6 separate regions of the Mus musculus genome follow, and regions 1, 2, 3, 5 and 6 are each linked to region 4. A link is a loop called in an ENCODE intact Hi-C map of the cell type or tissue named here. Cell type or tissue: heart. All regions are shown on one strand. Region 1 holds the start of Rpl15 (ribosomal protein L15). Region 2 overlaps Thrb (thyroid hormone receptor beta). Region 3 overlaps Nkiras1 (NFKB inhibitor interacting Ras-like protein 1). Region 4 holds the start of Gm32121 (a long non-coding RNA gene). Region 5 overlaps Rarb (retinoic acid receptor, beta). Region 6 holds the start of Rarb (retinoic acid receptor, beta).

The links. Peaks named below come from ENCODE experiments on the same cell type or tissue, not always from the same donor. Only the 100,000 strongest peaks of a DNase experiment are listed, where the experiment ranks them.
Region 1: it touches region 4 in a loop (5-fold over the local background); 5 of 42 quality-filtered maps call a loop at or near these places.
Region 2: a loop joins it to region 4, with 9 times the contacts of the local background. A loop is called at or near these places in 25 of 42 quality-filtered maps.
Region 3: a loop joins it to region 4, with 4 times the contacts of the local background. A loop is called at or near these places in 5 of 42 quality-filtered maps.
Region 5: it touches region 4 in a loop (2.2-fold over the local background); 2 of 42 quality-filtered maps call a loop at or near these places.
Region 6: it touches region 4 in a loop (2.4-fold over the local background); 2 of 42 quality-filtered maps call a loop at or near these places.

The regions. Positions count from the first base shown.
Region 1 is chr14:18,267,998-18,272,997 of GRCm38, reverse strand. It overlaps Rpl15 (ribosomal protein L15), which reads left to right and starts at 2,012. Exons shown (of 4, transcript NM_025586.3): 1 at 2,012-2,039; 2 at 2,538-2,719; 3 at 2,955-3,091; 4 at 3,682-5,000. The coding sequence starts at 2,548. The coding sequence ends at 3,987. It overlaps Nkiras1 (NFKB inhibitor interacting Ras-like protein 1), which reads right to left and starts at 1,862. Exons shown (of 4, transcript NM_023526.4): 1 at 1,675-1,862. In heart, CTCF peaks have their summits at 1,817 and 2,019; DNase peaks (open chromatin) are centred at 1,867 and 2,677; H3K4me3 peaks cover 3,185 bases; H3K27ac peaks cover 2,325 bases.
Region 2 is chr14:17,964,935-17,969,934 of GRCm38, reverse strand. All of the region lies in intron 4 of Thrb (thyroid hormone receptor beta), which reads right to left. Among named protein-coding and RNA genes, the nearest start is that of Nr1d2, 270 kb to the left of the region's middle. In heart, a CTCF peak has its summit at 2,385 (motif pointing right); no DNase peak of the experiment used is centred here.
Region 3 is chr14:18,282,805-18,287,804 of GRCm38, reverse strand. Nkiras1 (NFKB inhibitor interacting Ras-like protein 1) reads right to left here. Exons shown (of 4, transcript NM_023526.4): 4 at 3,802-5,000. It overlaps Ube2e1 (ubiquitin-conjugating enzyme E2E 1), which reads left to right. Exons shown (of 6, transcript NM_009455.3): 4 at 2,537-2,669; 5 at 3,384-3,531; 6 at 4,366-5,000. The coding sequence ends at 4,463. Among named protein-coding and RNA genes, the nearest start is that of Nkiras1, 14 kb to the right of the region's middle. In heart, CTCF peaks have their summits at 226 and 3,008 (motif pointing right); no DNase peak of the experiment used is centred here.
Region 4 is chr14:17,403,398-17,408,397 of GRCm38, reverse strand. Gm32121 (a long non-coding RNA gene) reads left to right here and starts at 612. Exons shown (of 3, transcript XR_383103.1): 1 at 612-691. In heart, a CTCF peak has its summit at 2,224 (motif pointing right); no DNase peak of the experiment used is centred here.
Region 5 is chr14:16,564,515-16,569,514 of GRCm38, reverse strand. The region is part of intron 1 of Rarb (retinoic acid receptor, beta); the gene reads left to right. Among named protein-coding and RNA genes, the nearest start is that of Rarb, 8.5 kb to the left of the region's middle. In heart, a CTCF peak has its summit at 2,404; no DNase peak of the experiment used is centred here; H3K27ac peaks cover 222 bases.
Region 6 is chr14:16,574,331-16,579,330 of GRCm38, reverse strand. It overlaps Rarb (retinoic acid receptor, beta), which reads left to right and starts at 3,855. Exons shown (of 8, transcript NM_011243.2): 1 at 3,855-4,473. The coding sequence starts at 4,317. In heart, CTCF peaks have their summits at 2,070 and 3,673; DNase peaks (open chromatin) are centred at 3,800 and 4,300; H3K4me3 peaks cover 1,992 bases; H3K27ac peaks cover 1,954 bases.

The DNA.
Region 1 (5,000 bases), 860 kb before region 4:
AACAACATTATGAACTAACCAGTACCCCTGAGCTCTTGACTCTAGCTGCATATGTATCAAAAGATGGCCTAGTCGGCCATCACTGGAAAGAGAGGCCCATTGGACACGCAGACTTTGTGTGCCCCGGTACAGGGGAACGCCAGGGCCAAAGGGGGGGAGTGGGTGGGTAGGGGAGTGGGGGTGGGTGGGTAAGGGGGACTTTTGGTATAGCATTGGAAATGTAAATGAGCTAAATACCTAATAAAAAATGGAAAAAAAAAAAAAAAAAAAAAAAAGGAGGTAAGGCCTTGTTAGAGGAAGAGTGTCACTGTGGGGTGGGGGTGGGCTTTGAGATCTACCATGCTCAAACTATGCCCAGTGAGGCACACCTCTCTTTGCTGCCTGTAGATCAAGATGTAGAGCTCTCAGCTCCTTCTCCAGCACCATGTTTGCCTGCATGCTGCCATGTTTCCTGCTATGATAATAATGGACTAAACCTCTGAAACTGTAAGCCAGCCCCAAAGTAAATGTTTTCCTTTATAAAAGTTGTCCTGGTCATGGTGTCTCTGCACATCAATGAAACACATTACTACTGAACTACACTCACAGACTTGTAATTTATTCTTCAGCATTATTAAAAAAAAAAAAATCATCCAGGAGGCTCAGCAATTAGAACACTGGCGGCTCTTGCAGAGCCCCCAGGGTTCAGTTCCTAGCACCTACATGGAAGTTTTCAACCACTTCCACCTACCTCAGTGGGCCCCAGGTACAAAGGTGGTCGTGCACAAACATACATCCAAGTAAACACACATAAATAAACACACATAGCCTAAAAATAAACGTTAAAAAATTTTTGAAGACTGTCCTAAAAGAATTCATATCCTTCACTCCATGCTAACTTGCAAGCTCCACCAGATGTGCTTAAAAGAGAAAAAAGTCAGTTACTGCCCCTCCCCCCCCCCCCCCGCACCCCAACCCCACCTCGTCCAGGCTCCACTTGCCAGGACGCTGAGACACTGTACCGCTCAATACCCCTCCACTCCTTCAATGTGTGTCCTTTACACTTGGCATCAAAAGCAATACATAGCATAGTGTTAACGCTTGCTCCCAAGGCTAGAACTTGTATGTTGTCTGAGCTGCATCACCAGCAGCTGAGACTGAGCTCCACGCATATTAAGCAATACATCTGTTGAATTTTTAAATAGGACAGGTGAGGACTCTTAAAATGCTAAAGCTGCCATTTATTCTAAAAGATAAGAAGAGCCACAGATTGATGGAAAAGGTAAACATGATTCCCAAAACCTTTGCCACAAACAAGCGTAGTTTATTAAAACCACACAACTGTATGAAAATAGAAAATTCTGGAACTACAAAAACTCCAATACACCATTACTTCTCAATAAAGAACGCAGTGCAGAATGCCAGCATTTCTTCCTGAAACGGGTCATGGCAAATGAACAATTTGCTATCCTAAAAACGCCTATAAAATCAAGTCCCCGGGCACCTCGGAAAATTCAGAGGGGGACGGGCACCACAGTCCACCCACTAGCCTGGTTCGCGCAAGTCCAAAGTCCCTGGCCGGCCTTAAGGACACGCAAGGTCCACGCGTACCACTTCGCCTACGACCAAGTCACGGCCGTCCTGCGGTCACTGTGCTCCGAGATCACGGAGCGAGGCGCCGGTGGAAACACCAACCTGACACTGCAGGGCAGTGAGACAGCAGCACGCAGGTCACCGCGGTCCGAAGGCGTCCCTCTGGAGCCGGTCCCCGACCTGCTTCCTCCGGCCCCTTGACGTGACGTAAGCAAACTCGCCGCCTCTCACTTTCCGCAGCCTTGGCAGCTCAGGAGCACTGCTGAGAGCTTGGGAGAGCATCCGGAAGCGGCGGGCTGTCCCAGCCTGACTCCGCCCACCAGGTTGGATGTCGGGACTACAAGCCCCAAGAGGCACAGTGCGGCTACAATGCCCCACCGGAAGGAGGGTCGCCGGGGTGGGAGGAGGAGCCACAAAAGGGATTGTGGGAGAAAGCCTTCTTCCTTTCCTCTGGCGGCAGCCATCAGGTAGGGCGGCGGGGTGGTGTTTGTGTGTCTATCCGTCGCGAATCGCGCTAGTCTTCAGCCATCCGACCCCGGCGACCCTACGGCCTCGGAGTTTCTGCCTCGCACGAGCGCCTAGTGAGGATACGGGGTGGAGAGGGTACGAATACGCCGCCGTCCGGGAGGCTTGAGAGACGCAATGGCGGCAGGATCCGAGCTGGGCCGGGGACTGAAGGAGGCGTGGGATGGAAGCGTGGCCTCGGCTTGCCTCTCATCAGGCCGCCCGGGTGGGACGAAGCTCTCCTGGTCTTACTCGCGGTGGCGGTTATAACCCTGCTGCCAGTTCTGGCGGCCTCCGGGAGTATGGAATAGTCAGTCCCGCCCAGCCGGCCCTGCGCCTTGCTGCCTCTGCAGAGCCCTTCTCATTCCCGGTGGACGGTGGGGCTCCAGGAAGGATGGAGAGGCCGTAGTCAATGTCCTTGACAGCGATCGCTCTTTCGATTTGCTTCTTCCTCTCAAAAGGTGAGCCAAGATGGGTGCATACAAGTACATCCAGGAGCTATGGAGGAAGAAGCAGTCCGACGTGATGCGCTTTCTTCTGAGGGTCCGCTGTTGGCAATACCGCCAGCTCTCTGCGCTGCACAGGGCTCCCCGCCCCACCCGGCCTGATAAAGCTCGAAGACTGGGATACAAGGCTAAGCAAGGTGCGTGAGGTCACGATGTGGGTGGTCTATAACACTCCCAGAAAAGTCGGCGGGCCTCAGTTTGGAAGTGCCCCCCCCCCCAAAAAACCTGCCTGATTTAGCTATGCTAAATGTGATATAGGTTACAGATATACTTTAGTCTACATAGTCTATCTTTGTAATTAAAAGGAAGCATTGGAAAGTCTTAACTTAGTCTAACGTATTGGTGGTTGGGTTGTTTTGTTTGTTTGTGTAGGCTATGTCATTTACAGGATTCGTGTCCGCCGTGGTGGTCGTAAACGCCCAGTTCCTAAGGGTGCAACTTACGGCAAGCCTGTCCACCATGGTGTTAACCAGCTGAAATTTGCCCGAAGCCTTCAGTCTGTTGCTGAGGTGAGTTGTTGGGAGTATCGATTGTCTTGACAACCCATTAGGAATGGTGGGCTAGGAAGAAACGGGGAAGCCGGTGGAGTTTCCCTCGGTATAAGGTGGGGATGGAGTTGTTTTGTACTTAGTCACTATCGGTACTCATTGTTACTGTTTTGCTTGAGGATGTGCGGAAAGGGGTTTGGGTTTCTGGACTAGTTTCTACAGACCCTATGCTTTTGGAAGACTGTAAAATTTTGGGCCATTCTGTTTTATTTACATTGCTAATATTCTGTGATCAGTTACTCTTAGGTTGATAAATGGTTGTAGGAGCCCCCTTTCCACAAGCTAGAACTTTTTTTTTCATTTGTTGAATTAATGTATAGGGTTATGGGCTTGATCCCTATTGCTGAAGGGGACTAGGACAGCACTCAATTTCATGTCTGGTTTTTAGGGAGAAAAAAAGTTATGTGCTTTTGTCTACATGTCTGTCATTTAAGCTAGTCTAATTCTTAAGGTGTGTGGGGACCTGGCCTGCTTCAGTCTCATGACCCAGAGTTAGAAGGATTTTTGTCTAGTTTACAGGAAACTGACTGGTCTTTCTCTGCATATTTTAGGAGAGAGCTGGGCGCCATTGTGGGGCTTTGAGAGTCCTGAATTCCTACTGGGTTGGTGAAGATTCCACATATAAATTTTTTGAGGTTATCCTCATTGATCCGTTCCATAAAGCTATCAGAAGAAATCCTGACACCCAGTGGATCACCAAACCAGTCCACAAACACAGAGAAATGCGTGGGCTGACATCTGCTGGCCGAAAGAGCCGTGGCCTTGGAAAGGGCCACAAGTTCCACCACACTATTGGTGGTTCCCGCCGTGCAGCCTGGAGAAGGCGCAATACTCTCCAGCTCCACCGTTACCGCTAATACACGTGATATTTGTAAAATTCATATCCAATAAACAATTTAGGACAGTCATTTCTGCTTAAAGGTGTTATTTGTTAAAACTAGTCTACAGATTGTCATGAGTGTTCTGTGAAAATGTAGAAGTTAAGTGCAATAATTGAAAACTGCAGGTGATGGCATATCTTGTTTCTGATGTACTTTGCATTATCTGCTTATGAGATTAAGTGTATATAGTGTTTGTGCCAAGTGGTGTTCTGTGTGTAAGACCCTGTAAGAGGTAAAAAGTCCTGAAACTGACCCTGGATGTGTTGGTGCATGAGATAGAATCTACAGCTTTACGATGGCATCTTTTGGTTCACTGAAGTGGCTGCTTGGGAGTTTGATGAGTACAAACTTTATAGAGTTGGATTTTGCTTAGAAATGTGTAGGAAGAGAGGGTTTCAAAACCTGTTTTGTGCATAGAAAAGTGAGATCAACTATAACCCACATTTTGAGAATTGAATCCAGTGTTATTTTCAGAAGACCAGGTAAATTTGTTGGAAGAGGTTTCACTTTCTGTTGGATCTAGAGTATGGATTTGGAGATGAAGGTTGAACATTGGATGTAGTAGGGCTTATTTAGGGCAGATTATTTCCATTAGATTTGTAAACTTGGTTGTGGTTGCAAGTTAATATCAACCAAGCAAATATAAGTTTGATTAAGCTTGCAGACATTAAGCTTTTCTAGCAGCTGGTGTGTGCAGAGGCAGATGGCTCTCTGGTTCCAGGACTACCTACAATATAGAGAAATTTTCTCTATTCCAGTCAATTCATCATGGGTAAGAATAGTCCATTTTGGTAGTGTTATTTCATCGTTTACAATCTACCTATGGGTAGTGGCTGGTAACTGCCTGGATGTTGACATTTCACAAAGGCCATACTTAACCACACTTTTATTTCTATTTGTGCGATGCCTTGGAGTAGTTTCCCAAAGTGATTTTGAGTGTGGAAGAAATGGTATTGTCCCCGAACAGCTGGCTTGGTCTCAAAATCTAA
Region 2 (5,000 bases), 560 kb before region 4:
GTATTATAGAAATAGCTATGCTGACTTTGGAGAGCTCACAGTGGTCGATCAACAGCTCTGTGCTCTATCTCAGTGAGAAGTGAGATGAATGGACCTGGACCTGACGTTCTGATGTTCCCCTTCCTTCTGTTACCATTTCCAGTTTGTTCTTACTCCATTTCATGCTAATTGGTACCTTGTCCTTCCTTTTTCATTCTGCCCCTATTTACTTATGGATTATGTCTCCTGCCTTTGAAGTATGAAACCACACAGCTATCTTGTGCACTCGAGGAGCTAGTAGTGAACCCTTATATCATGTTGGGCACTAATCCTCCTTGACAGTCTAAGGAGTATGGAGCAATGCTTTACTCAGTGGGACTGAGACCATGGTCTCTGGAGCGTTGGGCACAGTGGACAGCAGAGGCAGACAGACCACTAGGAAGGGCTCCAGCTGTGTAATCCAACCTTCTCAATACTAATGCACTTCCTGATGGCCTGGTGACAGTATTGACCACTGAAAGGGTGAATATCCATATTGAAGGATTGCAAAGCATAAGGTAATTTGTAGATTATGACTCTGACTTTCAGGGCACTTTGTTACCTTGGTGAATAGGAGCTATATATCATTTGATGTGTCACTGTCTATTTAAGTCACCTGTTCTCTACGAAGATCATGGATTAATTAAGTCTGCCCCTTCATTGACATAAGATATTATTTAAATTCAATTATTGAAAAATTACTTTAAATTGTCTAAGCCCTGGAGGATGGTTTTTTATTATTTTATTTACATTTATTTTATTTTATTTTATTTTATTTTATTTTATTTTATTTCGAGACAGGGTTTCTCTGTATAGCCTTGGCTGTCTTGGAACTCACTCTGTAGACCAGGCTTGTCTTGAACTCAGAAATCTGCCTGTCTCTGCCTCCCAAGTGCTGGAATTAAAGCCGTGCACCACCACTGCCCAGCTCTTTATTTGCATTTCAAATGTTATCCCCTTTCCTGGTTTCCCCTCTGAAAACCCCCTGTCTCACCCCATCCCCGGTCACCATTCCACCCACTCCTGAATACTGGCCCTGGCATTCCCCTATACTGGGGTATAGAATCTTCACAGGACCAAGAGCCTCACCTCCCTTTGATGACCTACTAGGCCATTCTCTGCTACATATACAACTAGAGCCATGAGTCCCACTATGTGTTTTCTTTGCTTGGTGGTTTAGACCCAGGAAGCTCTGGGGGTACTGGTTAGTTTACACTGTTGATCCTCCTATGGAGCTGTAAACCCCTTCAGCTCCTTGGGTACTTTCTCCAGCTCCTTCATTGGGGACCCTGTGCACAGTCCAATGGATGGCTGTGAGCATCTACTTCCATATTTGTCAGGCACTGGCAGAGCCTCTCAGGAGACAGCTATATCAGGCTCCTGTCAGCAAGCTCTTGTTGGCATCCACAATAGTGTCTGGTTTTGGTGGTTGTATATAGGATAGATCCCCAGGTGGGGCAGTCTCTGGATGGTCATTCCTTCAGTCTCTGCTCCATACTTTGTCTCTGCAACTCCTTCCATTGGCATTTTGTTCCTTGGGGGATGGTTTAATAAATGATATTCTAGTTACAAGAAAGAACAATCTAGTGCCAATAAATATCAGTTTTCAGTAAAATATTTAATAGCAAAGGAAAATGCTGATGGTTTATTGGTAAGCATTAAAAGCTGGTCACACATGATATGCCTCATGTGACCCACGTTTGTTAAAAATAGATAAAAGAGACAACTAAAATGTGATAAAATTTGTAATAATGTTTGTCCTTGGTAGCTGAAACAAAAATATTTATATAAATTATTTGTAACCTTATGACTTACTGAAATTTTTATTTCCCTTGCAACACCATATAGAATGTTTAGAAAAGAAAAAAAATGCATTACATTTTTCTTCCCAGGAATCTAAGATTCATCTATTTTTACACCATGAATGTCGCAGATTTACAAAGAAACTGCAGTGGCATCATTACATTGATGCTTTCCTCCCAGCAGCCCCCATGCCTCCTTCCAGAAAGTTCCTGGCTGTTACAGAGGCCCTGCTTTATGGTTACAATGGGTTGCTGAGGTTTAGCTCTGAGGAGTCACCTCCCTATTTGTGACCAACTTTCTGGGCTTGCTGAACTCTGTGATTCTCAACAGAATTTTAGGAGGTTTGTGTGTGCAGAAGGGAGTAGCCTTGGAATAGTTTTAGAGTGGAGGGCGAGTTCCAATCCTGCATTAGGGGGTTTCCAGAAGGGATCTATCACCAAGGAAGTGTTACCAAGGGGGTGAATGTGCATGTTTTCAGGCCCAAAGTGAATCCCCAAGACTGGATTGCCATTGGCTCCAAGGGCTGCAGGAAAGACAGGGTCAGGCATATCCCTGAGAGCCCACTAGGTGGCAGGCCTTTTCTTGCCGTGAGTCCTTGTGAATATCTGCAAGGCTTGGGGGACACTGGTCCAGAGTCAATAGAAGGGACAGTTGAAATACAGATTCTGAGGTCCAGACCAGCCCAACTGGGCCCTCAGGTTCCCCTTTCTCCTTCCCTCTTGTCCTTTTACTAGAAGACTCTATGAGGTCCGTGCTGGCCTCAAACTCACTCTCTCCTGCACTTTCACGGCATATGGAGGGCTGTGGTTACAGAGTGAATCACCACACTCAGCTTAGACTCTCATCTCTACAAGCCTCTGGAAATAGTGTTAGTGCCACTAACCGGTGTGCAACAATGAGCACAGAATAAATCAGCTCTGACTCAGGAAGGGAGAAGGAGGCACAATCTCTGATGCAGAATATGAGGGGTCCCAGGGATCTTCACTTAGCATGATTAAAGCACATAGATGTGCTGCTCAAAAGATTAGCTAGAAACTCCAAAGAAGCTCCAAGCAAAATACATTTTAGAGTATTTTACAGATAAGTCAATGATTTGCAGACTATTTTAAGTAAAAGAACACTAAGAAATCTCAGGCATTAGAGACCAATACATTCCTTTTCTTGCTTAAGACTTTGGCATAGTACTGGCTACATGTGGCTGACCAGGCAAGTCTCACAGCACCAAACTGGTCTGTGTCTGGCTTGGGGAATGGCACTCACTGGTGTTGAATCTGGTTGATGAGAAGACACTGAAAGTTTCTGCAGCTCGTTCTCCATTTCTGACCTTGAACTGGCAGAGAGCAATATGCATCAGTTTGCAGCCCACAAACCACACATGAAAGTATTCTGAGCTAGTTCAGATAGCCTACTAATTTGGGGTGGGGCTTATTGTGTAACTTAGGGAAGCCAGTTTATTGTTTTGAATCACTGACCCCAAGTAAACCTTTGTGTATCAACTCAAGGTCATTTGGTTCTTATGGGAGACATCTGGGGGTGCTTGGAGTGAGATGATTGTGTCCTTTGGCTCAAATGTTCCTTTTCCCACAGTTAGACATCAAGTATAATGTCCTTCACACAGTAGGCCCCAAGCACTAGAAGATGAATGCATGCTAGAGTAGGTCTTTAAGGCTGGTGGCCAGCTAGGAAATAAATGTCCAGTATGAATGGCCATCAGACAATGCTTTCCTTATGGATTCTATAGATGTAGCAGATCATGGAGCAGACAAGAAGAACCAACTCTCAAGGGCAAACATAGGCATCACTCACTGGTGTTCTAATATAGGAGGGAAGTTTACTGTAGTAGATTTTTGGGCTTTGTAACTCAGACCACTTGGGTGTCATTTCCCCACAAAATTTTAAGCCCAGATCCAAGTTAAGCTTGGTGGTATCTCTGGGAACCTCCCAAAGTTTGCCTCTGTTGATTTTCTTTCAACACTAGAATAATGAAAATGCACTCTAATGATTTAGGGAAAGAGCTGGAAGAAGATCTGAGCTTCATAAACAGACCACCTCACTGTCCTCATCTGTTAAAGTCCTTTGGCTGAATTCCTTGCTCAGCAAGTCAAGGGATTTATGTGACATAAGGATGTATAGCCACAGGGGAAAATGGTGGCTGCTATTTAAAGTGCACTATAAGTCAGGTACTATGCTTAATTATTATTATTATTATTATTATTATTACTATTTTTGAGACAGGGTTTCTCTGTATAGCCCTGGCTGTCCTAGAACTCATTCTGTAGACCAGGCTGGCCTCAAACTCAGAAATCCACCTGCCTCTACTTCTCAAGTGCTGGGATTAAAGTCGTGCTCCACCACTGTCCAGCTGTCCTGAATATTTAAGCACAGTATCTTATATAGCTTTATCAACATAACATATATAAGTTTGCTCTAAACATAGTGGAAAGGCTGATGTTCTAGTTCAAATGTGTCAATCTCAAAATGTTGTGTTCTTAGCCCCTGTACTGTAGAATTTTAAATCAGAAGACTAGCTTTTTTAGCCTAAATTCACTATCCTCTTGCCTCAGCATCCTGTGTGCTGGAACTCCCCGTTCTCTCACTTTCAAAATATATTAACAAACAAAAGTTTAACATGTTGAACTCTTTATAACTAAGAACAAAATCTCTCATAAATGATAGGGATGACATTCTGTGCATGAATGAACTTGGTTTCCAGTTGTGAATGAGTTAAACTGTTCACCAGGTCCTTCAGTCACGGGGATGCTGGCATTTTGCTATAATCCAAAGACAGGCATGGTTTTACTGCAACCTATAAAATCTGAAAATACAATCTGCTAGTAAATCTGAACTGTAGTTCAAGTGAATATGAGCACACACCCATTCACACACAGAGACCCTGAGCACACACCCACTCACACACAGAGACCCTGAGCACACACCCACTCACACACAGAGACCCTGAGCACACACCCACTCACACACAGAGACCCTGAGCACACACCCACTCACACACAGAGACCCTGAGCACACACCGACTCACACACAGAGACCCTGAGCACATGCCCATTCACACACAAAGACCCACTGTTTCACATCCTAATTCCTTTGGGAAAAAAATTATTTTGCCATTAAAAAAAATCCTCTTCAAAATTTCAAAGAATTTCTTTTACAGATGTCTGCAT
Region 3 (5,000 bases), 880 kb before region 4:
TTTCTTTTTCTAAAGCAGGCACAGAGCAGTAAAACAATGATAGCTATTATTGTAACAAAACTACAACTCTTTCCTTTCTAAGCTTGACCTTGAGCCATGCTCTCCAAGGCAGGGCTTCCTGGCCTCAGCACTGCCGGGATCTGCAGCTGAAGTAATTGTTTTGTGCTTTGTAGAGTGTACTTCAGGGTGCTTAGTGCTGACCTCTACCTACCAGGTACTAGCAGTACCCGCCTTCCCATGTGTAACAATCCAGAAGTGACTTCAATGCAGGTGAAGGTTTGATGTTAGCCTCTGTGGCCAGTTGGCAGTCTTAACCCTCTTGCTCCCAAGGGGTGCCTTTTATGGAGTAGCAGTCAAATCATGAGTGCCAGAAAATCTTGGGCTCTGTTTTAAAACATTGTTAGCTCACATGGACATCAGAACCCTTTTCTCTACTCTCACTTCCTGCTGATGTCTACTTGTCTGCTTCTAGCTCAGCTTTCACGGTCCTTTATTTTTTTTCAATCCCAGCACTCTGGAGGTAGAGGTAAATGGATCTCAGATTCAAGGACAGCCTGGTCCACATGTGTATGGAAAGTTGGTTCTGTCCACCATGAGGGTTCTGTGGATTGAACTCGGGTCATCAGGTTTGGCAGCATATGCCTTTACCTGCTAAACCATCTTGCCAGCCTGACAATGAAGAGTTTTCTGTGGCAGTTTGGTAGAATAGTGTTGATTGAACTTTAAAGGCCTTAGCTCTCCTCTGTCACTTCGGGACAAGATATCCAAGACTTAAGTGCTAGCAGTTTTAGTGCAGTGAGGAACCATTTCTTAGTTTCCAGACAGCTGTCTTGTTGCACTAATCCTCGGCAGGTAAGAAGCAAATGTTCTGGTGGTGAGGTCTTATTTAGGACACTAAGCTTATACATAATGACTTCTACTTTCTTGACCTGACTGTCCCCAAAGGCCCAACCTCCTAGTGACCATCCCACTGGAAGCAAGGGACACAAACAGGCTAACTTTTGATAATTGAGAACCCATTCTGTTCTCAGTAAACGAAGAAGCAAAGGTAACTTTTTACTAGGGGGATCATAGTATATTCCTAGGAGAGAGCTGGTTAAGATCTTGTTGGAGGCTGGAGAGATCACTCAGCAGTTAAGAGCACCTGATTCTCTTCCAGAGGATCCAGTCAGTTTCCAGTATCTGTGTCAAGCAGCACACAACCACATGTCACTCCAGCTCCAGGGATCTCATGCCCTCTGACTTGTAAGAGCAGGCAGTGTGGGGGCGGGGGGGATACACAAATAGAAATAAATCATTTTTTAGTCTTTCCCTGTACCCTACCTTAGTAGTAAGAAATTACTACTACAAAGAGTATTACTACTCTATAGGTCTTAGAATCGGAGTGCAAGTTTTACTGCTGTTGCTAAGGTACTTGAATACAGAGCACTCTGGAAGCCAATGCAATATTTTAGAAGGATGGTATAGCCGAGTAAGGGTACAACCAAGTATATTGTATTTAACAAGAATGGGGTTTGGTTAATGGCTAATGAAAGTTCGTGTTTAGTTTAACACTGAAGTGAAAACTGATTACATCATTGACATTCGCCTCTCTCACTCACTAATTTTTATAAGGTAGGAAGTATAGGCACCAACTTGGAATTACCCATGACCCAGCATTTGTGAGGGCTGAGTGACTTTGAAGACAGTTTGAGCTACTCTGTCTCAGAGGGCCAGAAGATCTTCTAGCTAAAGCAAGTGTGTGTGTGTGTGTGTGTGTGTGTGTGTGTGTGTGTGTGTGTGTAGGCTGGCTGGAAGTCAAATGTTGTATGTCTTTATGTCAGTGTGGAGTTTAAAACTCTGCCAAGTACTTTAGTTAGGGCAAAAATTCTTGTTATTTACCAGAAATGATGCAGCAATGAGAAAACTTGTCACTGAATGAAAAATGAGGACATGATCACTCCTAGGTATGGTTAGATTTTATTGTAGATAAAGGGGAGAACAGGCAGAGACATTGGGAGAGTCCAGACTGAGCCAAGCTAACAGACTGAATGGAGTTATTGGGCATGGGGATGGGGAGGACAAGAAAAGGGGGGTGGGGCAAGCTGACCAAGAGTGAAACAAGAGCTCAAGATTGCGGTGTGGACCAAGAGAGCCATAGTCAAAATAGCTGAGCAGTACAATGAAGAGAAGGTGGGGGAAGGGAAGCAGAAGCCCTGTCCCCAGGTCTCACCCTGGCCTGGGTGAGAAGTGTTTGGAGAAGCCACAGGTACTGAGATTTGCCCTGAGTTTCTTTGAATCATAATAGTCAGCGGCTTATATTCTAAGAAACGAATCTTTAATTGATGTTTACCTTACGCTTGAGAGTTGAAGAAAGTTCATGTCTAGCTGCAGCTAGAGTGTTTAGAATGGGTCTGGTGTTCTTCTGTCCTGGCTCACTACCATATTCTTTATGAAGAGAACCCAGACATTAAACCAAAAGGATAAGGGGAGGGTTTTTTTCCCTTTTCTGATGCAATGTCACCATGTCTTTATCTGCTCCTGTATTATTTCACAGTGCTGGTCCCAAGGGTGACAACATCTATGAGTGGAGATCAACCATTCTGGGTCCTCCAGGGTCTGTGTATGAAGGTGGAGTATTCTTCCTTGACATTACTTTTACACCAGAGTATCCTTTCAAGCCTCCAAAGGTAAGGAGTCTCCAGTGTCTCCTGACATTAACTGTTCCTTGAGAGAGATCAAGTTTTCATTGTAATCACAAAAGCTAGAGTCTTCCATTTGTGTGCTGCTGTCCTGTTAAAGCATGTTAGTAACAGCTGTGTGTACTGCGGTACAGTCTAGATCTGTGTGGCAGAAGAGCTCAGCTTCCTTCTGTGTATTGTTTGCCAGTTTTAAGTGAATGTGATGACTGTTGGTTGGGTTGGCTCCTCAGTAGGCAATAGGCATTTCTAGATGTAAATGCTTAAAACTGTGCTAGTTATTGTCTAGCTTGTTAGATTTTACGCACACTCCGAAGCAGTGTATTACTTCCAGCTAACACAAGAGGTCAGCAAACAACTAACAATCCAAACTTAAGACATAGTCATATTTAGAACATTAAAATTAAGCCAGATGTTACTAGTAGCACATATCTGGAAACAGAAGCAGGCAGAGGGATCAAAAATTTGCAGCTACTTTGGGATATATGGTACCAGACTAGCCTGATCAAGAAAAGAAAAAATGAAAAAAAAAAAAAACCAACAAAAAAAAAAAAAAGAAAAGAAAAAATGTAAAGAAGTATCTGGCAGTGGGTACTGCTGTAAAATGAGATGGAGAATTGAGTGTGGCCTCACTTCAACAGCGTCTACCTGAAATGTCATAATGCCTCCTACATGAATGCTGCTTGACAACTGCCTTATTTTTAGGTTACATTTCGTACAAGAATTTATCACTGTAATATTAATAGCCAAGGAGTTATTTGCTTGGACATATTGAAAGACAACTGGAGCCCAGCCCTAACCATCTCGAAAGTCCTCCTTTCTATCTGCTCACTCCTTACAGACTGCAATCCTGGTAAGACGAATAGTCATCTGCACTGTATTTCTTACTAAATGTTTCTTGTTTTCCACATAAGCTAAGACCATTAAAGGACATTTTAATCAATTGTTTAGTGCACTAGTTGGAAAAGGCAGCTACTCTGAGCTCACTAAGGCTGGGTGCAGCTCTGCTGCCAGTTTTGATGAGGATTCACTGAGCACTTGACCACAGCCAGTGCTCACTTTAGAAAGAGGTATTTTTCTGCACTTGGTAATTTCAGAATTGTAATCTTATTGGGACTAATTGTTTTTAAAAAGAAAGAAATTATTTATTTTTCTGCTTAAATATACAAATTTAACTAGGCATTCCATTTTCAGAGAAACACATTTATTTGGAAGTCTGGGTTTTTGGCCTTTTCTAGGTATACATTATACAATAGATACTGCCAATTGCACCAGCCAGAGAGACTTCCCAATATCTACAGCTCTAATTGGTTGAACAAAGTTGGTCTTGGAGCCTTGGTCATACACATGGAGAACAAAGAGTGTCACTTGTTGAGAGAGAACTAAAGTAGAATAAGAAAATGAAGCCAAGGCCACTCCTCCCACCCTTCTAGATAAGATTAGATGAAGGGCTAAAACAGTGGCCCAGCTGAAGAGCAAGTGTTCTTGCAGAGGGGTTCAGCTTCCAGCACCCACTAGGGGCCCACATCCATAACCTGCAAACAGAGTACCCAAAAACATAAAATAAACCTTTTTAAAAACTGTTTTTAAAGATTAGAAGAAAACACCTTCTGACAGTGAGTGTTTCAGACATGGGCAAAGTATCTGATTTTCTTTCTCCAAAGTAACATACATGTTTTTCTTCCAGCTGACCCTTTGGTGGGAAGTATTGCCACTCAGTACATGACCAACAGAGCAGAACACGACAGAATGGCCAGACAGTGGACCAAGAGATACGCTACATAAACTGGGTTTTCAGTTCTTACATGACTTGTCTGTCACAGAAGAGAGCTGCTTATGATTTTGAAAGGGTGGGGGTGGGAGTTGGTAAAGAGTAGGCTATTTCTATATCAGATATTATTCAGTCTTACTTCCCAGGATTTTGTTGTAACTTAAGGTATCTTGCTACAGTAGACAAACTGGTAATAGCGACTTTTAGAGCTGAAACTTTGCAAGATTAGCTGACTTTTAGTACAAAAGAAAGCATGTGTAGATACTTGTGTTCCATTGATCAGCTTAAATTTGTATAGGTACATGTCATTTATGTAAAGTCCTATTTTCTTGTTCAAAAAAAATGGAATTTGTTTTTCCTTCTTAAAAGGAAACAATGGTATTTAACAAGTTTGCAAAGATGAGTTTGTTACCTCGTATATGTAAAATGGACACCTGGCTACAAGACACCATGTAGTTAATGTATTTTATCTTATATGCAAATTACTTCAAGGGTTGAATCACAATTTGTGGAAACCTGTAGTGAAATACCTTAAGCTGTTAACTGTAAGT
Region 4 (5,000 bases):
TTACTTATTGTCTGTTTTTGTTTTCTGCTGCCTTTGGAGTTCAAGTCCCATGCCCTGGGCTTCAGAGTAATCCTGGAAGATAGCTGTGTTAACTGTAAGTTGTTTATTCTCCCTCTGCCATCCAGATTCACCTTTCTGTTTCTTGAAATATGTTTAAGATCTGCGCTGAGATGTCCTCAAGGAACATGTTCAACTGGCTCCTCTGCATGTGGGATGTGGGCTGGGTGTTCAAAGGGACCCCTGAATCTCCCTTACCCAGAAGGCCCTGCTTGGTTGTACAAAACACTTGTCTCCATTCAGATGTTTATCCTTAGCAGTCAAGGAGAGAGCAAGATTAGCCCTGCGGTTGCCCTGACTACATGATTCATGGATACAGTCTCAATTTCCTGAGTCAGAAAACCTCAGGTGGGCTGCACAGTCCCAGGGAACTTTTGTGGTCTTTTTATCCTGATATTGCAACAAGAATATGAGCTACAGATCCTCCTTTCTCGTCTCAAAATGCCACAAAGACATTAACATAAATGCTTTGAAAAACAAATGAGCAAACCAAAGAGGGAGGACACAGGAAGAAGTGGGATCCAAAAATATGTGGCCTCCATTCCATTCACGCTGCGGAAGATGGGGAACCTGATGGTGTACTACGCAGCTTCTCCTTGCCTTCCACTGGAAACCAACTTAAATGGATAGAAAGGTGAGATTCCAAATCAGCAAAATCATAGATGAGTCCTTTCCAGACCTCGTGAAATCATCAGCTAATGACATGGTTTGGCAAAAGGGGCAATAGGAATCAACTAGTTGTTTACTGGAAAAACTTAGCTAAGCGTGGTTATTTTTTAATATGAAAAATATGTGGCTATCCCAGTTACTCATGAATGCTGGAAAAAATCACTAAAAGCACTTCTAAGAGAGTCAGATCAGACAGCAGGAGTAGAAGACAGGGCATGTTTGTGACCCTAGGATAGACCTGCAGGGGATTGAGGAGCAAATACTGAAGGTAGCTTTTATGGCTAGGTTAGAGAAGGATAAAACAGCCTCTAAAAACTACAGATACTGTAGGCAACTGGACCAAAGGAAAATGATCTTGGGCTGTAGAGACCCAGTGAGCAATCAGGGCATAATTCTGTGAATGAGCATAGCACTTCAGTTTATGCTCACTGCAGGTTATAGCTTGCCCCAGGTTACATTCAAGGACCAGGACTTTTGTTGAGGGAGCAAAGGCTGAAAATAGCCACACTTGGGCTCAGGCCAGCATCTGCTGCTATGTACATTTGGTTGGATTGCCACCACAAAGTGCTAAGGAGTCAGTTTCTTTTCAACAGTTTCTCTCACAGGCTAAAGTACAAGAGCAGGGTGAAGGTGTGGCCAGGCTGCAAACCTCAGAAGGGTGTGTTCCCAGCCACTCTTTGATGAGCACCAGCCTTCTCCCTGTTCTTCACATGGCCTTTCCTTAGTAACCATCAGTGTCCAATTTGTCTTCTCTTAGGGTTGCCAATCCTATAGGTTATCCCTCCTCCCCAACATCTCAGCTCAGCTTAACAAATCCTCCAAGGACCTGTATCCAACGCTGGAGTATCTAGGGATCACCTGGAGTTCAAGATTAGCCTCTCTCTGAAACAAAATTAAAACAAGGCAAAGAACCTTCGAGGTGCTTGGAGTTAGGACAGCAACATGAATTTTGAGTTAATTACTTTCTACATTTTACTGGAAATTTACTTAGCTCTTCTGAGACATCTTCTTCTTCTTAAATAAGATAGGGACTGCAGATAGTAGTGTGATGAGAATATATCAACTACAACCACAGCTAATGCTAATGTAGCAGAATACCATGAGCAGACAGTTCTAAGGCAATGGATGGCCTGGGAACTTGGAAGGCTATCCCAGCCCAGCCATGCCTGTGATTTCAGAACAGTCTCTGTCCTTCACAAGCTTGTTCTTGACTCCTGCTGCAGCATGGCTTTGAACAGAGGCTATCTCTCCATCTGGTCATTATCTCTCAGTCAGAAAGACATGACAGCTGACTATAAAAAATAGTTTGAATTACTTAAGAAAATTTTTGTTTTAGGAAATTGAAACAGAATGGTAGCAAAAGAGGATAAGTTTACATATATTACATTTCTTAGGCCCTGGTAACCTCTTGTGTTAATCATTCTTTTAACACAGCCATTTCCATTGAACCTTTCTCAGCATTAAATCAGGGACTTGATGCTAGGTTGAGAGATGTCAGCAGAGGGCAGCAGAGTGCCAGGTACCTGGGCTATGTGGGCTGACACCTACAAGAGAAAAAACAAAACAAAACAAAAAACCAGAAAAACCATCTCTACAGGGGAGGCACTCTGCATGTCCTCCTGGAAGCATGAAGAACTCCAATGCTGCATATTGTTGCAGACAGGAGCCATTAGCTTAGACAAGAAGGAGGCAGAGACCACACTGGAGGGTAGCAGTGGCTTATGCAGCCATCTAATAGAAGCCCAAGAAAGTTAGTTTTGAAACTGGGGAAGGGCTAGTATAGCTCGTAAAAATGACCAAATGACAGCCAGGCATGCTGCTCCAATGACAACCCATCCTAGAGAAGAATGTTTTGGAGTTTCTAAGTTGTGTTGGATTGAAGAGATTAGACAGGTCTTTTAAAGATACTTGTCAAGCACATTGGAACAGCAGGTGTTGGTGAGACAATAACTCAGGGCTATTCATGAGATCATCAGACACAAATGAAGACAGGTGGGCTCTAAGCATATGAATGAGGACAGAGAGGAGACAAGCCATTGAAAGGTTTGCAGAGGTCAGAAGGAAGACAAAACACCTACTCTGGACAGCCGCATGGGAAGCACTGTTATAGTGCCAATATACAGGTCTTCAAAAGCACAGAGATCCAAGGTTTGGCTCCTAGCTGCTGAGTCTGTTCCTTGAGAGACTGACTGGTCCAAAAGGCTCAGTGAATTATTGATGGAGTTCTGATTTGAGGATTTAGGAGCTTTAGACTGGTCAGTGGAGATGGCTTACAGGGTGGGAGGGTAGCTTTGCAGGGTCTCTTGCTCTGGCCCTTTTTTGTCTGGCTTTGTGTTTCTTGGATACCATGAGATACACAGTTGCACATCATGATTCTCCTGATTCTACAATGCTCTGTCTCATCTCAGTCCCTAAGCAAAGGCTTGGCTGACTGTGGCCTGATGCCTTGGAAAATATGAGCCCAAAGGCATCCTTTTTTCTCATTTCCCAACTCTAGCTACAACGTGTCTTTAGGCGGGAGGGAGTAATCAGAGGAAAGCTTATATACAGTAGTAGCTCATGCTTCGAATAACAGAACTCAGGAAGCAGGAGGATTGCCATGTAGTGCAAGCCTGCACTACAGTGTGAGACTCTATGAGAGAGAGAGAGAGAGAGAGAGAGAGAGAGAGAGAGAGAGAGAGAGAGAGAGAGAGAGAGGACATTCTGAATCATATGTACTTATGACACCTTGAGCCCCACTTGAGCCCTAGGAAGAGGCAGCAGGGCCTCTGCAGCTTCCTTCCACACGCACAGGGCAATTTTAGATCTACTGGCTGAATGGTTGATTGCTAGGTAGGTGGTGAGACAGAGGTTTTCAAATTCTGTTTGCCAATAATTTGAGGGAAACTTTTTCCCCCTGCAATGTGGTACTTTTGAGTCATCTTTTGTTTGAAATTATCTAAAAAGGTCAATTATGCAGCCCTGAGAATTAGCAAATCACAGGTATGTTTATTTTTGGAATAGAAATTCAGAATTGTAGAATGCATGAGGAGATTTGCTGGGAGCCAGGGTTTCTGGCACCCCAGATAGCCTGTTGGAGGATTTGTTTATCTTGCAAGTTCTCAAGGGAAGCCACGATTTCTAGTCTAGGGACTATACACTGAGAGTCACTGTGATAAAGGGGTCCTCCCTGTTCACTGGGTACATGGACATGCTTATTCTCTTTTTAACTCAGGCTTTAGTTATTCATGGAACCCCTGGACAGCATTAGACACACTGATATGTACCTGCCTTCCTCATGTCTGGTTGACTACTTTGGCCTGGGTATCAGTGGATTCCTAAATAAATAAGACACTACAGTTGAATGCCATTAGCTGGCTAGCCATGTACTGGCTACAGAGAGTCCTGTTTACAGAGAGTCTCAGAAACTGTGGGTTCAGATTCATGAGTCACCCTGCTGATGTTGAAAGCTTTTGAGAGTCAGCATAATTAGAAGCACCTAGTGAGGATATAAGCTTCACAGTCAGACATGGCTCATAAGCAATAGGCAGGGGTATCTAGGATCAGTGACTTGGCAGCAAAGTACAGAAATGGTTGAGACTTTGAAGGAATATATTGGTTTTCCAGAGTGAGGAGAAAACTGAAGAGCTGAACTTGAAATTATAAATTGGCAGCATAATAAAGTACTCAGAGACTTTTAGATGACTACTCATCTTCTCTTTTGTAAGACTATTTTTGTGCCCAGTGTCCATGAATGTTTTGAAAGACCCTGTTCTGGGGTTGTTAGGTGGCTCAGTGGTTAAGAGCCCTTGCTGTTTTTGCAGAAGACCAGGGTCAATTTCCAGCATCCACAACAGCTGCAATACCTGCAACTCCAGCTCCAAAGGATCTGATGCCATCTTTTGGACTCCCTAGGCACCTGCTACCATGTACACATATGCCTACACTACACTTCATTATACTACACTACACTACACACACACACACATTTCAAATCAAATTTTAAAAGTCTTTTAAAGGTCCTACTCATAGCATGCTGAACGTATTAGCCTCATTTTATAAGATATAAAATCTGAAGCATAGAGGACTTGAAATCACTTACTTTAACTCACACAACTAAGCACTGGGCAAAAAAGTATTTGAATTCAGAGATTCAAGAACTATGTGTCCAAGTGGGACAGTACAACAACACAGTGCAGCATGATGTTATTTATTGATTTCACACATGTGTGCCCCACACACATTTGGATTCATTATAGAATTGCAGTTACAAGGTGTTTCAAATGATCTCTAGG
Region 5 (5,000 bases), 840 kb after region 4:
ACAAATTAAAGAAAACAAAGTTGATGTGAGATCTGCATCCCATCCTACTCAAGCCTCTTTAAATGAGAGGGTTAAAAGTTCTGACTACCAAGAGCAGGAACTGTGACATCTGGGGCTTTCTGCCTGTCTCAGGCAGGTTCAGGCAGGCACAGGACTGTGGATTTGCTTGCTCTCCAGCCTCATTAGGTGCAGAGCTGCAAAGGGGTGAGTTGGGTAGGACTCTGGATTACACAGAAAAAGACTAGGATTATAGGAAGTGATGTCAGACTATCATTCCTACCAGATGAGCCTCAAGAATTCAGGTTTTCAGGGCCTCAAAAGGAGAGATCCCACCCAGAGAGGGGAGAAAGAAATCTCAGATTGAAGAGTCATGGTAAGCAATCTTGGCTCTAACAAGCCACAGCAATACCAAAAATAATTTGATAGAAAACGAGTATTTTAATAAATGTCTTCTGAGACATGATTTTACAACTCTGTAGTGGGTGCCCCTTCCTCAGCTGCCAGATGTGGGGTTCTTTGCCTTCTAACAAAGTCCAGCAATCAGTGGGTACCAACCACCCACAAACCCTGCCAGTTCCTCGCTGTTAGGGCCAATCCCTGCAGCCTCCATTTAGCTTCTTCAGCCCAAAGTTTCTGCCCTGCTCTGCATCATATGACCAATTTGTTCACTGCCAGACCCTAAGTCTGTTTCCTGCCACGTCCATTTTCCTTTTCACTTGAAACCCATGTTTTCACTTCCCAAGTGCCTGTCTTGAGAGGTAGAAAAGTTCCAATGGAAGGTTTCACCCGCTCTCTAAGCTTACACTTGTCTTTAAAGATCACAGCTTTGTAAACTTTAATCTGGACTTATTTCCCTAAATTGACCTGGTCTTGGGATGTGAGGGAGAAGCTTGTTTTTCTGGTGAGCTTGGTGGTACCCTTCTGTAATTTAGGTCTTTGGAGGTGAAAGATGAAGAATCAGGAAATCAGGACCAGTGCACTTGACTGGACTGAGCTATGTAAGTCCCTTTCTAAAGACAAAACAAAACAAGAATGGTGGTTTTTGCTACTCTGTATTAACTACTGTTTTTCACAAATGAAAACTTTGCCAAATTCAAAATACTGCAGGTAAGACTAAACAAGTGCAGCAGTTAACTGGGGAGAGGAGAACGGGATCTCATTTTTCCCAATTTTCTTCCCATTTCCAGAACAGATGAAGAAGCAATATAATGACTTCATGTCCTCAAAAATATTAACGGTTGCCACAGCTACGGCCTTTGTTGTGTCATCAAAGTCCATAATTGTGAAAAGGCTGATGACAGTCTGAAGGTCCTTTTAGCTTCAGATGATTTTTTAGGGTCTGGTCTATTGCAAAGCTTGTGGGGATAATTAGCTAAAATGGAAGTGGAGGCTTCAAAATACAGTTTCCGAGGTTTTCATTTTACTCAGTACCACCGTGTATTGCGAAGGGAATTCTTAAAGGCACACGTAATTATTTTATTATGGTCCTCAGAATGCTTTCATTGGCTTTAATAACAAGCTGTATAAAAGTCATACATTTTAATTAGTCCTTCTTATATTTACATCAGAAAAGTAACAAATAATTGATGAAAAACAAGTCTTTGGAATGGATGGCTTCGTGTACCGTGCTGCTTACAGCTTCGGGATGAGATGTTTCCTCATTGCTTTGAATTTTAATTATCTAGACATTGCAGTGGCAGTGTGTGAAGCTGAAATACTGCTGTTGCCATTTCTCAGCAAAATAATCGCCATCAATGCCTACCAAATGAAAGGTAACTAGCCACGCGTCTCTGAGGATGTAAATTACCAGTTCCATTAATTTTAGTGTTTGTTAGCGCTCCTTTGATCATGTTCATCTTGTGAGAGATTCTGTGTTCCTGTGTGTGTAGCCACATTTCGCCCTGAACACTCTTGTTTGAGTCTAGCTACCTGACCAGAAGGCTCCAATGAAGGTACCTCGCCAAGTAGGCACTGGGGATTCAAAGAGCCTTCTCTGTGTTCCAGGCTTGTTCCCCTTTGATTTTTATATGAAAACACATTTCACATGATTGATCTGTTTGGGTGTACAGAACACTAATTGTTATTATTGATTTTTAAATTCCATGACCATTATAAGTAGCCCGGATGACTGGCAGATAAAGGGTAATAATGCATGGAGTTCTGAAGCTGTTTCATGTTTGTCTGGAGTACTTTATGTGGTCAATATTAACTGCCCCATTGAAACTAACAGCTGTATCAAATAACAGTCAATCAAATGAATGTGCTTAGAGATTATTTATTGAAAGCTTTAATTGTTCACTGGGGCCCTGCTTATCAGAGGAAACAATAGGAACTGGAGATGAGAAGAAGTCTGGATTGGCAAGTAGGAGTATACAGAGGAGCTGTGCTGATTTGCCTGTGAGTGGTGCCCTATGCAGTGAGAGGAGAAGGACTGCCACCAGGCAGAGGCTGTGAGAGCTGCCCTGCTGTACTCAGGACTGACTCCTGGCTGCCAGCCACAGCTACCTTTCCTTACATCTCTCCACCTCTGCTCCCCACATCTGTCCAATGTTCTGAGATATCAGAAATAGCTTGATTTAATGTGAGCTCGATTTCTGAAGCTATGAATTGGAGACAATCATGTCTGCCATGCAGGATCTGTGGAAAGACTGGCAAACGTGTAAAATAAGATTCTGTTCTTGGGAACATCCAGAGGTCTCTGGTTGTGCTTTCTTGACTGAGTTTGGTGTGTTGCCTGGGCAGGGGCATGCTGGTGAACAGCAGGTGCTACTTTTGGGACTAATTTTTACTTTATCCCTTCGCCTCTGTCTGTTGCTCCTCACATAGATGACAGTCCTTCCTGCTTGTCAAAGGTTGGGCAGTTCTCTGGTACTGATTCGGGGGCAGCCATTTACCAAAGTTTCAGATTTGCACACATTACTGACACTGACAAGTAAGCCTTGTCCCTTGTAAAGTTAACATGGTCCTCACAGTCGTGACGGCACCTGCATAGCCTCATCACCTCTCCATGGGTCCATGGGTTAGGTCCTGCAGAGTTCCTGTTGGCTCAGACTCTTGGCTGTCTGTCATGTGTGAGGTGCCTTGATTTGACCTCTCCGGGTATTGGCAACCTTTAGCCACTGTCTCTGCTCCCTCCAAACTTAGAGGAAACTAGGGTGTGTCAGTGACACACACCTCATTACATAAGCATGTCTCTGGAATTCTAAGATTGATGATGGAGTCCCTGAGACCCACAGCTGGGGATAAAGAGACTTATCCATTTTATCACAGTAGAGGCTCATGATTAAACTTGGACAAAAGAAGACAAAGTCTACCCTGAATGACTCGGTAATGCGCATCCTCCACCTCACTTCTCTGTGGACATTGCTGGAGCATCTAGGGCATAATCATGTTCCTTGGGGATGGAGTTGAGTTTACTTTGACTCTTGGAAATGTCTCATTCTTCATGATTGTTCCTGTGACTTAACTGTCCTGCAACATACCACCCTAAAACTAAGTGTCCCAACACTTTGTTATCTAGCCATCCCGTAGATGAACTTAGCTTGTCAGTCCTTCCACTAAACTCAATGTGGGATCATCTGGGACAGTGGCATCCAGAATCAGGAAAGCTCCCTCCAAGGGCCATGTGCTTGTTAACTACTGGAGGAGACCTAGGCTAGGGCTGGTGTCTGGAAGACCAGACAGGGGATCTGTTAGGGAGGCTTCTCATAACCCAGGAGCCAGCCTTCCAAGACGGACAAGCTGAAGTGTCTCTTAAAGACTCAGAGTGGCCTCGGGTTTCCTTTACTCTTCTGGTGTTTAACCAGTGACAGGGTTAGACAACAGTCAGTAAATCTACCCCTTCGTGGTGGGTAGCAAGAGTGTCCAGTGATCATTAGTCTGCACAACATCGTAGCATGTGTGCTACACAGCAGGAAGGGAGTACTGCATTCTGACATACAATCCATGACTTTCAGTGAGTTTTCCTTTTGGCTCCTTATATATTTAACAGAATTCTATATTGCTGGCTATATATAGATTTAGTTAATCCTCCACAGACTATGTTGTTATCTACATTATATAGATAAGAAAATAGAAGTTCAGAGTAGGCAAGCAGTATGACTGAGGTCACACAGCAAACTGTGAGCCTGGATGACAATCCCACCAAGCTGATTTGTTCTTCCACACAGTTTTCCCTTGCAGGTCTTTAGCCTCTGCCATTAGACTGTCATCACTGTCTACTGAGTAGACAGTTCCTGCAAAATGCTTTATGCCTTAATGTCAAGTAAGGCCCCCAGGAGTGTTAGGAGTGGGATGGGAAGCCTGGATCACCACAGAATTGTGGCTCACATGATTTTCTCTAATTACATTATTTTCTCTAACATAAATGATGGTGTCCTAGACCGTGAAGGAAACTGCTAGAACTATGAGGAACCGTTTCACTTTAGCCTCTTTGTTCTCACATCCTGTTGGTAGCGGGCTGTGTTCCTTCTCACTAACAAGGATCCTGAGGCTGGGCTGACTGCGAGGCCATTGCTGAGGTTCCTGAGCATCTAAGCAACAGGAGGTGCAGCTTTTCACACCACTCTAGTCTGTATGTATGTGTGTTAGTGGCTTGTGTGAGATGCTGCCTTAAGCAGCGCCTTCCATTTCCAAAAAGAAAATAAGGGCAAGAGAGGAATAGGAGGAGGGGAGGAGAGGGGAGGGGAGGGGAGGGGAGGGGAGGGGAGGGGAGGGGAGGGGAGGGGAGGGGAGGGGGAGTGGAAAGTGGAGTAGATGAGAGAGGAGGGAAGAGGAAATGGAAGAAATCCATGGGATGGTGAAACTGAATGATCTTTGCTATCTGCTACCTTCTTGAAGTACCCATTGAGTATAGAGGATCCCAACCTTAGTTAACCATCATTTTTTGGTCAAAATTACAATAGTCATAATGATTATTGCTGGCTGTTAAGATTCTCTTCTTAATTCAGTGATTTTAGATACAGTTCAAACACACTTTGTTGGAAGTCACATGGTAGCCC
Region 6 (5,000 bases), 830 kb after region 4:
AGCTGTCTATGTGCATTCAGACATGGTTCTTTCTTCAGGAAACTCTCTGGCTCTGACATGTTTGCTGAGCATGGTTCATGGCGTTTCACTCAGGATTGTCCAGGAGGTAATTGCTGCTTCAAACCCAGAGAAACAGATGTAGATCCTGAACTCTGGCTATAAATCCATGCTTTATGATTAGGGTTTTCAAATGTGCTGTGTCACACTGGCAAACAAGTACACAGTGACTCTTAAACAAAATGAATTTGACTCTCAAACTTTTGGGGATTTTTGTTTGTTTGGTTTTTCTTGTTGTTCATTAGACCATTGATCAAATAGAGAAAATAGAAGAGGTGTCCATGTTAGAACAGGTGTCTGTGGAGGGTATGGGAACGGTTCTTTCTAGCTATGTAAATCAGACTTAGTGATGTCACTCCTTTACGCGTCACTGTGAACACATTGGTTCAGGTTTAACTCTACCATATTTATTAGTCACTATCATACATGAGCATATACTTATAGTGTATGTTCATTGGTGCTTTCCTTACTTCTATTTAAAAGAAAGACTTCAGAGAAGAATCATGTTTTCAAAAGGTGGGAGAAGATTTACTGACCAAAAAATGATAAGAAATGTGGTTAACTTGAGTCCGCTTTTGAATTAATACTTCCTAATAGCCTCAATCGCTGCCAATGGTGTAATTAATCCATGATGAGAAATGACTCACTGACTATGAGTCCCACTACATTATAAGAAGTCCATAATATCCCATCCACGCAGATTTAAATACTGATCAAGTTCATTTCTCTACAATTAAAAGAATCTCGAGGTGATTATAAATCTAAATTATCCTTGTGCAAAAAAAGAAATTCCCCAATCACAAGCAATCACCACACCACAACCACAAAGAGCCTTGCTAGAGACTGTATCCTTTCAGCCAAGCAACTGCTATCTTGGGGATTTCAGCTATGTCCCCTTGCAAAGGGATAATCCTAGCTAGGCTTGTTGATAATACTGCTCCACCCCAGGAAAGACTGGGGAGGGTGACATCTTCCCCCACCACCTGTTGTATGCAACTCTGCCTTAATTGCCCATGGCCTGGGGAAGGCCTTAAATATATGAGGAATGTGGTCTTCATCTACATAGCTGTGGGGAAGCTGTCTTCTCTGCTGAAGTACAGACCTTCCAAGAGTGCCTAGTTAGGGAGGGAGCACCCCCACACATCCCTGTAAGTGACTTTTCAATTATGCTTTGTAAGGAAGCCCAGTAAACTCAAAGTTCCTTAGAGTGACCTCTAGTAATACTGACCTCTGTCCTTGGAACCATAGGGTTAGGAGAAGGGTTAAATATTGCTTAGGTCTCCTGAAGAAAAGGAATTTTAGCAACACACAGGCACACAAAGGAGGAATATTGTGGAAGACATTTCTGGGCTCAACCTCTCTTTCCCATGACCACTGCCTCCCTGCACTTTGGGACCATTATTAGCAATTTCCACAAGGAAGTGCAGCAGCCTCCTGGAGAAAGGGCACCTGAGACACAGGTATCTGCCATGGTGCCAAGCTTTCTCACCTCTAACTTATTTCAGTTCTGTTCAGTTCCTCTCCCCTCTGCCCATACCTTTTCCTCCACCTCCAATACTAGGTGCTCGTGACTCTGTTTCCAGGGAACCCAAGACCTCAAGGAAGCATTCAGGGACAGTAAGTCTCTTGGGCCAAGCAGAAAGTCACACATAGCCCAGCGTTTTGTATCTTTACAATTGTTCAGTGGTGGTCAGTTAAGTGGTCGCTTTGTAATGTGTGTTGTCTTTGTAGTTGACAAGTTTCTAACAAAATGGCTACAGAAAGGAAAGCAAAACAGTGTGCACTTCCAGTGAGAGCTCTCCCTTCAGCACGCTGAGCTTCCTATGCTGCAGGTATAGAGGGCTTTCTTAGGGACACTCACTCCCTAAGGAGGAGTGTGCAGCATGCTCCCATCCTGTGCCAGGACAGCCAAATAATAGCAAACTAGTCAGAAGGGCATTTCAGCAAGGGTGGGTGTACCTGACAGGCTCCCCTGTGTGTCAGTGTCCTTCCCTCCCTGCACTGCCCACAAAGGAAGACAGGAGTCAGGGCTTCCCCACCCATTTCCTTGCCAGCCTCCTGTGGGAGAATTCCCAGCTTGGCAGAGAAGGAAGCAGAGTCTGGCTCTGCCCGGCATCTTCTTTCCAATGGAGAAGTTGGAAGCTAGCTGCAGGTGGCTTCCCTTTTTGAAAGTGCTGGCTGTTTGGCTGCATCTATATTAATTGCCTCTGGGTTTTTGAGAACAACTAAAAAAAATTCTGCTCCTTCCCCTAGGCTGAGTCAGTGTAACCAGTTAAAAAAAGAAAAGAGAAATCCTCTTGTCTGAAGATTAGGTTTTTTATTTGTATTTTTTTAAAACAGGTATAATTGGACAGGGGTGGTCTGAGCCAAGTCTAGCTTTCAGAATTATAAAACCCTCATACTTGCCCAGTATGAGGAGTATTTTCAAACTCCACGTTATGTGTGGGGACCTGTGCCTGACGAAGTGGCCACCAACACTCTGTGCATAGACTGAGGATTGGCGTGGGTTCAGACAGGGCACAAGTCTACTAACTGCTGAACACTGTAGCCTCAGGAAGGTCTGGGTATCCTTGGCAAAAGTCCCACAGCTAGAAACAGGAGGCTGAGACACTGCTAATATTCCTTTTGTGTGTTTATTGAGAAGTGACAGGTAGTTATTTACGTTCTATGGATGGTATACAGATGAGAAAACTGGGTCCTAGAGAAAATCAGTATTTTCCTAGACACACAGATGGCCAGTGACAGAGTTACTGTTTTCACCAACCAGCAAACCAGAATCTAAAATTCTTTCTCTGTCTCTCTCTCTCTGTCTCTATATCTCTCTCTGTCTCTCTCTGTCTCTATATCTCTCTCTGTCTCTCTCTGTCTCTATATCTCTCTCTGTCTCTCTCTGTCTCTATATCTCTCTCTGTCTGTCTGTCTCTCTCTCTCTCTCTCTCTCTCTCTCTCACACACACACACACACACACACACACACACACACCTCAGTCTCTGTGTTTTGCCTTTCACTTTCTGTGTTTGTGAGAGTGCGATTGGCAATGGGGGGTGGGGGGTGGGGGGTGGGGGGAGGGAGGTGGTGGATAGAAAGAAGAGAAAGGTGAGATTAGGAACAGAGTTTGGTGCAACTAATCTGTGACTGCTCCAGGTGTTTCTGCCTGCAGGGTTTTTAAAGTCTAAGTAGATCCCAGAAGGGACTTTTCTCTCCCCTCCGGAGCTAGGACAATCCCTTCAGCGAGCTCAGCTAAAGCCTGAAAGAGTGAGAAAAAGGGAGGAAATAATAATAATAATAATAATAATAATAATATGAAGAAGGAATAAAAAGACGGCAGGCTTAATGGAAAGTTTCCCGGCCCCAGAGGCTTCCCTCTGCGAGCGGTGGCGGGGCTCCTGATGGGCAGTTCGGGGCTTGCGGAGTGCTTTTACGGGAGTGGAAAGATACCTAAGTTGCAAGGGCTTGGCCAGGAACAGGAGAGCAGAGAGGAATTTCAGAGGCGAGCTGAGGGCGAGGGTCTCCCTGCCAGGGCCGGCCGATGAAAAGGCGCAAACCGCAGCCGCACTCCCGCTCCTCCCTGCGCTCCTGGCATTGTTTGCACGCTGAGCCGTGGGGAGCACCGCGCGGCTGGCCGCGGACTCGCTGGCTGAAGGCTCTTGCAGGGCTGCTGGGAGTTTTTAAGCGCTGTGAGAATCCTGGGAGTTGGTGATGTCAGACTGGTTGGGTCATTTGAAGGTTAGCAGCCCGGGAAGGGTTCACCGAAAGTTCACTCGCATATATTAGGCAATTCAATCTTTCATTCCGTGTGACAGAAGTGGTAGGAAGTGAGCTGCTCCGAGGCAGGAGGGTCTATTCTTTGCCAAAGGGGGGGACCAGAGTTCCCGTGCGCCGCGGCCACAAGACTGGGATGCAGAGGACGCGAGCCACCCGGGCAGGGAGCGTCTGGGCACCGGCGGGGTAGGACCCGCGCGCTCCCGGAGGCCTGCGCGGGCGTCGCCTGGAAGGGAGAACTTGGGATCGGTGCGGGAACCCCCGCCCTGGCTGGATCGGCCGAGCGAGCCTGGAAAATGGTAAATGATCATTTGGATCAATTACAGGCTTTTAGCTGGCTTGTCTGTCATAATTCATGATTCGGGGCTGGGAAAAAGACCAACAGCCTACGTGCCAAAAAAGGGGCAGAGTTTGATGGAGTTCGTGGACTTTTCTGTGCGGCTCGCCTCCACACCTAGAGGATAAGCACTTTTGCAGAGCGCGGTGCGGAGAGATCATGTTTGACTGTATGGATGTTCTGTCAGTGAGTCCCGGGCAGATCCTGGATTTCTACACCGCGAGCCCTTCCTCCTGCATGCTGCAGGAAAAGGCTCTCAAAGCCTGCCTCAGTGGATTCACCCAGGCCGAATGGCAGCACCGGCATACTGCTCAATGTAGGTTTATTATTTTTTTTCCTTTCTTTTACCAAGGAAAAATAAATGTCTCTCTTGCATGCAATAAAGACACTGGAATAAAGTGCAGTGGTGGCAAGACAAAGGGTTTAATGATTTAATGCTGAAGGGGTGTGATAGGCTGCCATGCATATGGATTCCCTCTGCTGAAATTCCCTTGGAGAGGTTTCTTGAAACGCTCCTGCGCCCCTGTTCTCCCTTACCACCCTATTCTTTCTTGAAGATAGGTGTTTTTTGTTTGTTTGTTTGTTTGTTTTTAAATAAGTACGAAAGGAAGGGGAAAAATAGAAGGTGACCACGGACTTTGAACATTCTTCAAGTAGTGCAATCTGATATTCCATGCAATTTGTGTAACGGGTAGAGAGGGGACTTAACTTTGCTGGGATTAGCCACGAGCTCAGTAACACTTCCCCCTTATGTATTTCAACAGTGCAAAGTAATTAAAATATGACATGGTCTCTTCAAGGAATGCAACCGTGTAAAGGCGGTTAATCAGAGTTCATAATGTA